Regions from separate parts of the Homo sapiens genome. Here region 2 is linked to region 1. A link is a contact called in ENCODE Hi-C or POLR2A ChIA-PET data. All regions are on one chromosome and are shown on one strand. The core of a region is the stretch at or near the end of the contact, and the rest is flanking DNA. Distances in the headings are between cores, read along the strand shown.

Evidence for each region. A loop is a pair of places that touch in the nucleus more often than their neighbours do. ChIA-PET counts read pairs that join two places held with the same protein, here RNA polymerase II (POLR2A).
Region 2: a map of Caco-2 shows a loop between it and region 1 (8-fold over the local background). The contact joins the enhancer-like site here to the promoter of SULT2B1 in region 1. A Hi-C loop is called at or near these places in 1 of 168 maps with a recorded cell type or tissue (Caco-2). POLR2A ChIA-PET finds 5 or more read pairs at or near these places in 4 of 52 experiments (BJ, CD8-positive, alpha-beta memory T cell and WTC11).

What each region holds. Positions count from the first base shown.
Region 1 is chr19:48,549,004-48,554,178 of GRCh38, reverse strand. It overlaps SULT2B1 (sulfotransferase family 2B member 1), which reads right to left and starts at 2,007. Exons shown (of 7, transcript NM_177973.2): 1 at 1,856-2,007. The coding sequence starts at 1,926. RefSeq lists a silencer at 1-147 and enhancers at 1-274, 2,063-2,587.
Region 2 is chr19:48,630,437-48,635,611 of GRCh38, reverse strand. DBP (D-box binding PAR bZIP transcription factor) reads left to right here. Exons shown (of 4, transcript NM_001352.5): 2 at 1-32; 3 at 1,957-2,168; 4 at 4,560-5,175. The coding sequence ends at 4,775. Among named protein-coding and RNA genes, the nearest start is that of DBP, 4.4 kb to the left of the region's middle. RefSeq lists silencers at 1-171, 882-1,061. Within about 2 kb of position 2,375, at least 15 of the 41 ENCODE cell types and tissues checked have a DNase peak (open chromatin) inside an H3K27ac peak, as active enhancers do.

The DNA of each region.
Region 1 (5,175 bases), core at 758-3,257:
CTGGAAGTTTGAGGTCCTAAGGGCACCCCCCCAGGGCTCTGCAGCCATCAGGGCTGGAGGAGTCTTGCAGGGGAGGGCTATTCTCCCCCACGATGACGAAACCGAGCTTCGCAGAGGGTCAGTGACTAAACCAAGGTCACCCACTTAGCGAGGTCACTCAGGGCGTTTTATGACCAGCTGGCAGAGCCGTCGCGGAGATAAAAAAAAGGCTCCCAGGTGCCTGGCTGGGGTGGGGGTGAGGCCTTCCCAGAGGCGGGAACCCTGGAGGCGAGCTGGCTTATCTGTTTATCTCTGGAGAGAAGAATTGCAGAACTCAGAAGTCCTGGATTAGACAATGTTGAGTAAAGAATGCTGGGGCCTCCCTCACGCAGAACTGGGCCAGCCTGGTCACAGCTCTCAGCCCAGGAGGCCCAGAGACATCAGGAAGCTTGTCTAGGTCACACAGCAATCAGGATTGAACTGCTCCTGTCTCTGGAGTCCCAGGCACCCAGGAAGGCCTCTTCATGCCCCAGCTTCTGGCTGAGGGAGGGGAGGGGAGGGCCTGAAACAGTGGAATGAAATGAGGCGGCCAGGCGTGGTGGCCCACGCCTGTAATCCCAGCACTTTGGGAGGCCGAGGCAGGTGGATCACCTGAGGCAAGGAGTTCAAGAACAGCCTGGCCGACATGGTGAAACCCTTTCTCTACTAAAAATACAAAAATAAAATTAGCCGGGCATGGTGGCGGGCTCCTGTAATCCCAGTTACTTGGGAAGCTGAGGCTGGAGAATCACTTGAACCCAGGACGCGGAGGCTGCAGTGAGCTGATATCGTGCCATTGCACTCCAGCCTGGGCAACAAGAGCGAAACTCCATTTCAAAAAAATAAAATAAAATAAGAAAGGAATGAGGCAACTGGGCTGAGAACAGGTCTTGGTTGTCTCCCTCCTCACAGCCCACGGTGGCTGGAGGGGCCCAGGCTGCCAGGAAGGTCTCACTTGGCAAGAGTGCAAGATACGAGGGGTTGGAGATTGTCTCAGCAGTTTGCTGTGTGATCTGGGGCAGGCTGCCTGCCCTCTCTGGGCCTCTGCGCTCCCCTAAAAGATGGAGCCACGGGGAGGGGTGTAAAGGGGACATCACCAAGGCTGTGAGGAGCAGGAGAAACCACAGGCTCTGGCGTGAGACAGACCGGGTTCAGATTTGCTTCTAGCTGCGTAATTGCGGTCATGTCGCGTTCCCTCCCAGCCTCAGTTTCCCCATCTGGAAAGCAGGTACTGTCAAAGTGTCTGACTCATCCCCAGGAAGAGGGAGTCACGCTGAGCTCATGGAAGTGGGCAGTGCTCTGCCCTAACCACTGTTAGGAGACCTGAAGAGTCCAGAGCCTGCCCTCTCCGCCCCAAGTGCCCTAGAACACAGCTTCTCCCTCTGGGGGTCTCAGCAGCATCCCAGTCTCTCCCATTTCACCCCCAAGCACCCCCGTTATTTCAGGGCTTGCATGGGGTGTCCTGGGTACTACAGGCTGTTGTGTTTCCTGAGCAACTACTATGCACCAAGCTGCCTGCTCTCTTCCACTGCTCTATCAGGGAGACACAGGGCTTGTGGGCCCCTTTGACAGACAGAAAAACTGAGGCCCGGAGAGCGACAGGGACACCCCAGGCATCCCCACTGGTGACTCAACACGGTCGGGTCCTCACTCCCTTCTCAGGAGGGACCTATACACCACACTGGATGCCCCAGCCCAGCCCAGCCCCTCCAGCTAAGTCTGGGCCAGGCCTGCGGCTGCGGGTGGCTGGAGGCCACCCTTGCCACAGTCCCCGGCTCCCCCAAACAGCCACCTCCTCCCTGGGATCTCCTGGCTCCTGCCCAGGTCTGGGCCTCACCTGATTTCCGAGATGTCATCTTCATAGGTGTCCCACAAGCCCGGGATCTGGGGCTCGGCGGGCCCGTCCATGGCAGGTGGGTGAGGGTGGGGAGGGGAGGACGAGCAGGGAGCAGGCGGCACAGAGGCCAGGTGTGCGCAGCGACAGCGTCTGCCACCTGGGGAGCCCGCCAGGTGCCTACTCCGTGCCCGGCCCAAGGGGAGGGGCAGCACCCAGCCGGTTCTCCCAGCTGCTACCCACGCCTCCAACAGCGGGGAGAGGCCAGAGGGAGCCACCCTGCTCTGAGGGCGGGGAGGAGCAGTGATGGGCACGTCCTGGCGTCTGGTGCTCAGCTGGGGGCAGAGTCCAGGGGGTCAGTGCCAAGCCCACGCCAGAACCTTCCGGGCTGGCAGTTCTGGGCCTGTGGGCACCCACCTGGAGCCCACGTTGCTCATTTGGGAAATGGCGCTGATCTCGCCCATCTCAGCGAGTTCATTCATTCATTCATTCATTCACTCATTCATTCCTTTATTCATTTGAGAAATATTTACTGAGCATCTCCTGTCTGCCAGGCGCTGTTCCAAGCACTAGGCCACCGCTGGGGAAGGGGCAGACAGAAACTTGCCCTCACGGGCTGACGCGTAAGGGGCACCCTGGAAACAGACACAGGGACAGAGGCACAGCCAGGACCACGGCAGCACAGACAGGGCGGGAGCCAGGGAGAAAGGGAGAGGGCAGAGGGCATGGGAGACAGAGACCAGGAGGGGACTGAGATGCACAGGGGCCAGAGACCTTGAGAGACGCAACAGAGATACACGGAGGGCGGAGACAGAGACACACGGACACCCAGAGGAGACAGAGACACACAGGGGTCAGAGACCCTGAGAGACCCAGCAGCGATATACAGAGGGCAGAGACAGAGATACATAGAAAGGTCAGGGACAGGGAGAGACACAGATATGAGAGACAACTGCCAGATATGGTTGGGCGTGAGAGTCTGAAGGTCACAGCCCTGGTTCAAATCCCAGCTCCAGTGCCTCCCAGCTGTGGGGCCGGGAACCATCTTGCTCATAGGCTCATCTTGCCTTAGTTTCCCCATCTGTGAATGGCACCCATCGGGCTGTTGTGAGGACTGAGGGAGACACTCTCAGCTGCTGGTGGAGGATCTGGTACACAGTGAGCTCAGCATAGACGGTGTTCTCTTCTCTTCTGCCCCCACCCCAAACCCTGGCCCTCCCCAGCTGTTGGTCCCTGACCCCTCAGAGTCCTGGAGTCATGAAGCCAGTCTCCCCACCAGTGGTGGCAGGTGCCTGTAATCCCAGCTACTTGGGAGGCTGAGACACGAGAATCGCTTGAACCTGGGAGGTGGAGGTTGGAGTGAGCTGAGATCACATCACTGCACTGCAGCCTGGGCGACAGAGAGAGACTCCATCTCAAAAAAAAAAAAAAAATGCCAAAAGAAAGCCTGTGCAATGGCTCACGCCTGTAATTCCAGCACTTTGGGAGGCCGAGGCGGGTGAATCGCCTGAGGTCAGGAGTTCAAGACCAGCCTGGCCAACATAGTGAAACCCCATCTCTACTAAAAATACAAAAAATTAGCTGGGCATGGTGGCAGGTGCCTGTAATCCCAGCTATTCGGGAGGCTGAGGCAGGAGAATCACTTGAACCCTGGAGGCAGAGGTTGCAGCGAGCCAAGATTGTACTGTTGCACTCCAGCCTGGGCAACAAGAGTGAAACTCCATCTCAAAAAGAAAAAAAAAAAAAGCCAAAACAAATAAAATTGTATATACTGACCAATTATTGTTGCATAGGTGAGGGGGATGGAAGACGTCAGACTCACCTAACAGATGCAGGAAGGGGGCCCAGAGAGGTAATGTGGCTTCCCCCAGGGCACACAGCACTGCCCGCCTTCACTCTGATGGTAAGCAGAAAAGGAGGGTTCTGGGGTATCCCATCTCTCAATTCACCACCCCAAGACCCGTCTCCAGGAGGCTGAGCTGTGGGAGCACCCGCCCCTGCCCCCAGCCACTACCGAGTCCACATCCTCAACATTCTGCCTTGATACTTTCAGTGTTAAGCCTTGATGTTCCTGCTGATAAAAAGGCTCTCTTGCAGGGTGGGTGGAAGGGTGAGAGGGCCAGGCATCCCCCTCTGAGGCTGAGTGAACCCCTCTGATGTCGGAGGTGGGGGACTGAACCATGACACCCCACCAGGCCTCCGGCTGGGCTGTCTTCACCTTTGTTTTCTATTCAATGACCCTTTGTCCCTGGCTCTGTGTGCTGCTGGGGTGGGGGGTTAGGGAGAGTCTGGGGAAGGGAATGCCCAGGTCCTTAGGGATCCTGAGAGGGAAACTCGCAGGCAGGTGCGGAGGCATCCCCGGGGCACAGGAAGGTTGGGGAGCAGTAGGGCCTGAGGTTGTGCCTGAGTGGGCAATGGAAAGAAACTGGCCAAACTAGGCGGCCTAAGACCCAGGGGAGGCTCCTACTGCAGGGCCTTTGCCCTTGCTATTCCCGCATGTTCCTGATACCTGGGAGCTTCGTGGGCTCCTATCGTCTGACTCTGCCCAGTGTCACCTCCCCCAGGCTCGTCCACCAACTTCTCCATTCCTCTTTCCTGTTTTACTTTTTCCCATAGCACTCGTCACCATCTGACCTCCTAAATGTTTTGCTTCTTTGTCTTGTTTACCATCTATCTCCCCACTAGACTGTCAACCCCATGAAAGAAGGGCTTGTTCTATGTCAAATCTGCGGTTATTTCCCAAGGGAAGAGCCTGGAATATAGTAAATGCTCAATAAGTGCCTGTTGATGGAATGAATGAATTGTCACAGGAAGACGTGATGGAATGAGTGAAGGTCATGGTGGTGCCAGGAGAAGTCCACTGAATCTCTGTGGAGAATGAGGAGGGAGCTGAGGAGATGCAAAAGCCTGATTCTGGAAGGCGAGGGGTCCAGACTCCTACAGAGGTGGCAAGGAGGAACCAGAAGACACCAGAGTGACATTTTAGCCAATTGTGAGAGTGCAGAGATACTAGTGGAGACCATCAACCCCCAGAAATGAATCTGAGGGTCTTGGACATCTGGGAGACAAGGACGAGACCAGAAGGATGAAGGAGTGGGCTGGGCTTGGTGGCTCATGCCTGTAATCCCAGCACTTTGGGAGGCCCAGGCGGGTGGATCACGAGGTCGGGAGTTCAAGACCAGCCTGGCCAACATAGTAAAACCCCGTCTCTACTAAAAATACAAAAATTAGCCGGGAGTGGTGGTGGGTGCCTATAATCCCAGCTCCTCAGGAGGCTGAGGCAGAGAATTGCTTGAACCCAGGAGGTGGAGATTGCAGTGAGC
Region 2 (5,175 bases), core at 1,126-3,625, 81 kb before region 1:
TGCCCTCGGGACCGCCAGCGGCCACCGCGCAGGTGCGGCGAAGGGGGCGGGGCGGGTCCTGACGGGGCGGGGCTTGGACTCAGGGGGCGGGGCTGTGCGACGCTGGGGGCTGGGACCGTGGGACCTGGCTGCGGCCTCGAATTCTGTGTCCAGTTGTCGAGAGGTGTCGTGGGAGGGGGCCAGATTCGGTGTCTCTTAATGGGTCAGGGACCAATGGATCCATGGGGGAGGAGAGACTTGGAACCCTAAATTCCAGGAAGCCTGCCCAATGAGATTTTGTGGGTTTTTCTGTGGGACTTGGGGACAAACGATGTGGATACTCGTGAAGCCAGAACTGGAAGTCCGGAACACCAGAGTTATTTACTGGGGAGTGGACTGACCCCCGAATCTGGGCCCATAATCGATGGAACTGGGATAGGACTGGAGCCCCTAGGTCCTTTACAGGGGCAAAGGCAAAGGAGAGGCACAGAATTCTGTTTACCCAGGACATAAGAGACTGGCAGCCCAGGTCCCTGGGTCCCCCAGTGGGGCGTGCTGCAGCCCCGGGTCCCAGAGTTCTTCAGAAGGGAAAACGTTAGGGATGTTGTTTCTGGATCCTCCAATTGGGGCTGGGGCCAAGCTTCCTATATTCCTAGGAGAGGCCTGGGATCCCAGAATCGTGGTAGCCCAGTGGCGGGGGTTCTGGGAAGGTCCAGGAGGCCGATGCTCCCCGGAGAGCAGGGGGTTGGGAATCTTTGGAGGTTGAGTGGAACTAAGTGACTGGAAGAGCAAGAGGAAAGATGTTTCCCTTTGGGCACATTGAGGTCTCCAGGGACGGACTGCAGGTCGGGGATTCCTGGGCACACCTGCTCCAGGTCCGACCTCCGGGCCGAACCAGGGCCCTACCCTTCCCAGCGGCACATTCCTGCGCCACGTGAGTCCTCCCATCCCTCCTCCGCGCTTCGCGCAGGCGCCTTCAAGCGCGAGGGGGGCGGGGCCGGGGGAACGTGAGGGCGCCGATGGCGGGGGCCTGGGAGGAAGGGAGGAGGAGGGAAGCAGGCGTCAGCACGTGACTCGGCCCTGAACCTGTGTCCTTAGCTGGCCCCGGCTGGCTGGTGCTTAAAGGTACAGGCGCCTCCTTTCGAACCAATCTTCTGGAACCTTAGAGCAGCTTCTCCTCCTCTTTCCAGCGAGTAGCTCTTAGACTCTAACTTGAGAGCTTTTCAGTGCAGTAGATTCTTTTTCTCTGGACAGTCTGGGGTCTAAGCTTAGGTCGTGGATTCGGTAAGTAGGATTCAGGCTAGACTGTGCATCTGAAGTCCTGAGGTTTTAGAAGCAATAGCCCCATCGCTTCTCGGCCTTTTGGCTAAGATCAAGTGTAGAAGCAATAGCCCTGATTCGTGTGTTACCTAGGGCAAGTCAGTTATGACTGGGACTCAGTTTCCTTGTTTGTAAAGGTGGATATGGCTCCATGATCTCTAAGCATCTTTATGGCTTAGGGGAACCTTCATTTTTCTCGTTATTTTGGAGACGGAGTCTCGCTCTGTTGTCCGGGCTGGAGTGCAGTGGTATGATCTCAGCTCACTGCAACCTCCACCTCCAGGGTCCGGGTTCAAGCAATTCTCCAGCCTCAGCCTCCCTAGTAGCTGGGCTTACCGGCACCCGCCACTACACCTGGGCAATTTTCGTACTTTTAGTAAAGATGAGGTTTCTCCATGTTGGCCATGCTGGTCTTGAACTCCTGACTAAAGGTGATTCGCCGCCTCGGCTTCCCAAACTGCTGGGGTTACAGGCGTGAGCCACTGCGCCTGGCCAAGGGAACCTTCATATTTTATATTAGGGAGATTAATCCCTGGCCGAATTTATGCTAGATCCCAGAAGGACTTTCCATGTGGCTATGATACCACAGCAAAAAGTAGCTTCAGGAAACCCCCTCCTTAAAATACACACTCAGCTGACACGTGCTGTTTCCCCAAGGCCTGACCTCTCGGGACACACCCAGCCCTGTGGACCCAGACACCGTGGAGGTGTTGATGACCTTTGAACCCGACCCAGCTGATCTTGCCCTATCAAGCATTCCTGGCCACGAGACCTTTGACCCTCGAAGACATCGCTTCTCAGAAGAGGAACTTAAGCCCCAGCCAATCATGAAGAAGGCAAGAAAAATCCAGGTGCCGGAGGAGCAGAAGGTGAGCAGAGCTGGATGTGGGAGATAGACTTGGCTGGAGACATGCCCCACAGCCAGGGAGGGGCCTTTTCTCACAGTCAAGCCTGGGCTTCTCCTTGGGATTAGTGCTCAGCCTCTCCTGGCCTGCAGCCACAGATTAGTCCTCCTTGGCCACGGGGCACAAGGGGGCAGGGGCCTGAGGTTTATAAAGACAGTGTCAACTGGGCGAGGGGCCTCACTCGTGTAATCCCAGCATTTTAGGGGGCTGAGGCAGGAGGATCTCTTGAGCTCGGGAGTTCAAGACCAGCCTGGGCAACATGGCAAAACCCCATTTCTACAAGCCACTTGGGAGGCTGAGGTGGGAGGACTGCTTGTGCCTGGGAGATTGAGGCTGCAGTGAGCCAAGATTACACCACTGCACTCCAGCCTGGGCAACAGAGGGAGACCTTGTCTTAAAACAAAAGACAGTGTCACTGTGGGGTGCTGACTCAGCCAGCTCTGCTAGGTCTACTTGTAGAGACTTGGAGCTTCTCCTATTACTTGGGTCCAGAGCTCCACCAGGCACACTTGCAAAGGACAGTCTTCCTTTGGCAATGGGATATCAGCCTGTGGCCTGTCTCTCCTTACTCAGCAGGCCTTTGATCTCTGATGTGGGACTTCCTTTGGAGTGATTGCATTTGGCTAGGATGAAGACTGTGCCAGCCCCTTTAGGCCTTGTTTCCTGGGCCTGGACTTCTCACTGGTGGGAGACTTCAGGCTTCTGTTAGCAGCCAGTGCCACTTTCTGATTTGGGGTGATTTGAGCAGTCATTGCATCTTTGCATGATTTTGTTTTTTGCCATTACTGGAGTCTTCCCTAGCAAGAGTTGCTTGGGCTTCTGTTACAAGACTTTGTCATTCCGGGCCAGGCGCGTTGGCTCACGCCTGTAATCCTAGCACTTTAGGAGGCTGAGGTGGGCGGATCACTTGAGGTCAGGAGTTTGAGACCAGCCTGGCCAACATGGTGAAACCTCGCCTCTACTAAAAGTACAAAAATGTTCCGGGTGTGGTGTCTCACACCTGTAATCACAGCACTTTGGGAGGCCGAGGCGGACAGATCACGAGATCAGGAGACCATCCTGGCCAACATGGTGAAACCCCGTCTCTACAAAAAAATACAAAAATTAGCTGGGCATGGTGGCACTCATCTGTAGTCCCAGCTACTTGGGAGGCTAATGTAGGAAAATCGCTTGAACCCAGGAGACGGAGGTTGCAGTGAGCCGAGATCGCGCCACTGCACTCCAGCCTGGGCGACAGAGTGAGAACTCCATCTCAAAAAAAAAAAAAAAGAACAAAAATTAGCCGGACATGGTAGCGGGCACCTATAATCCCAGCTACTTGGGAGGCTGAGGCAGGAGAATCGCTTGAACCTGGGAGGTGGAGGTTGCAATGAGCCGAGATCATGCCACTGCATTCCAGCCTGAACGACAGAGCGAGACTCCATCTCAAAAACAAACAAGACTTTGCCATACCCTTGCGTAACACATAGCTACTTGAAGCACCTAGGACTGGCCTGGAAGTCAGATCTACACCAGTGGTTTCTCCTTCTAGAGGGCCCTGTTGCTAGGGACTGGATTTACCCTCACAAGCAGGAACTGGGCTTTAATTAAATAGTGGAGTAGAGAGCATCTTTCTGAGCCCCGTGGTCCTTGGTTACTAAGGAGGAGTCTTCCTTAGGAACCAACTTCCAGGATGGGAGGACTTTAGGTATAATCCTCTGGGGAGGTCTCAGGATAGTCCCCTTTCCTAAGAGACAGCTCTTCTCTCAGTCAGGTCCTACTGGGGAGGAGGCTATTCTCTGGCCTCAGTTCAAGGCCAGCAGGTCAGAGGCTGGCCACAGTCATTGAAACCACTTAGACCTCACTTTTGTTTGCCAAGGATGGATGAGGTTGCCTTGGCAACCAGGTCAGAAGGCCCCAGCTCTGCGAGGATTTTATGGGACACCAAACCCCATCACCAGGGCACCAAGCTTTCCTTAGCAACCAGGATCTGGAAAGGCAATGTGCAGGGCAGGGCAGTGCTCTTCATTGGGAGAAGCCCTCAGACCATGAAGGCCTTGTTGCTAGGGAACAAGCATCCTTAGCAAGCAAGAGCTAACTGCATGCAGGCCTTTATCATGTGGGGAGGGCTGGGGTCCGCTTTGCAGAGTGGAGACTTGAAGCGAGTTGCTTGAGGGTGGGGGGTCTATCTCATGCCTTTACTGTTGCTAGGGGCCCAATCTCCTTAGCAACCAGGGCCCTAGAAAGGCAGACCCTTGGGTACCTATCCCAGCAGAGACCTGGTGTGGTTTAGGCCCCGCTGCTGGGGCTCCCTTCCTCTCTCGCTGGGACCTGGGTCCCTCTGGACCTCAGTGCTCTCCCCCTCTTCTCCTGCAGGATGAGAAATACTGGAGCCGGCGGTACAAGAACAACGAGGCAGCCAAGCGGTCCCGTGACGCCCGGCGGCTCAAGGAGAACCAGATATCGGTGCGGGCGGCCTTCCTGGAGAAGGAGAACGCCCTGCTGCGGCAGGAAGTTGTGGCCGTGCGCCAGGAGCTGTCCCACTACCGCGCCGTGCTGTCCCGATACCAGGCCCAGCACGGGGCCCTGTGAGGCTGCCCCACATCCCCACCTGGCGGAGCTCTCCTCCGCCTTGCTGAGACTTACGCCCTGTTCCCTTCCTGCCCTGTGGCCCACGGGCCGGCCAGCTGGGTGCCCCAGGGACGTGATAATGCAGATAAATACATTTATATTTTTAAGAAAAAGCGAGCCTCCCCCCTCCCTTGCGGGGGCGGGGAGGGTTCTCTGTGTGTGTCCCCGGCACGTCAGGGACCCTATCCTCCCACCGCCTCCGTTAACACGATCCTGAATAAATCTTGAGAACCCCAGAGCCAGCTGTTGTGGAAGAAGAGGGCAGCTCCCTGGCATACTGGCTGCAGCCCGTGGGCAGCTCCGGGCTGTCGTCCATAGAGGGCAGGCGCTGCTGGAAGTGCTGGAGTCTGAGTCCTCCCGC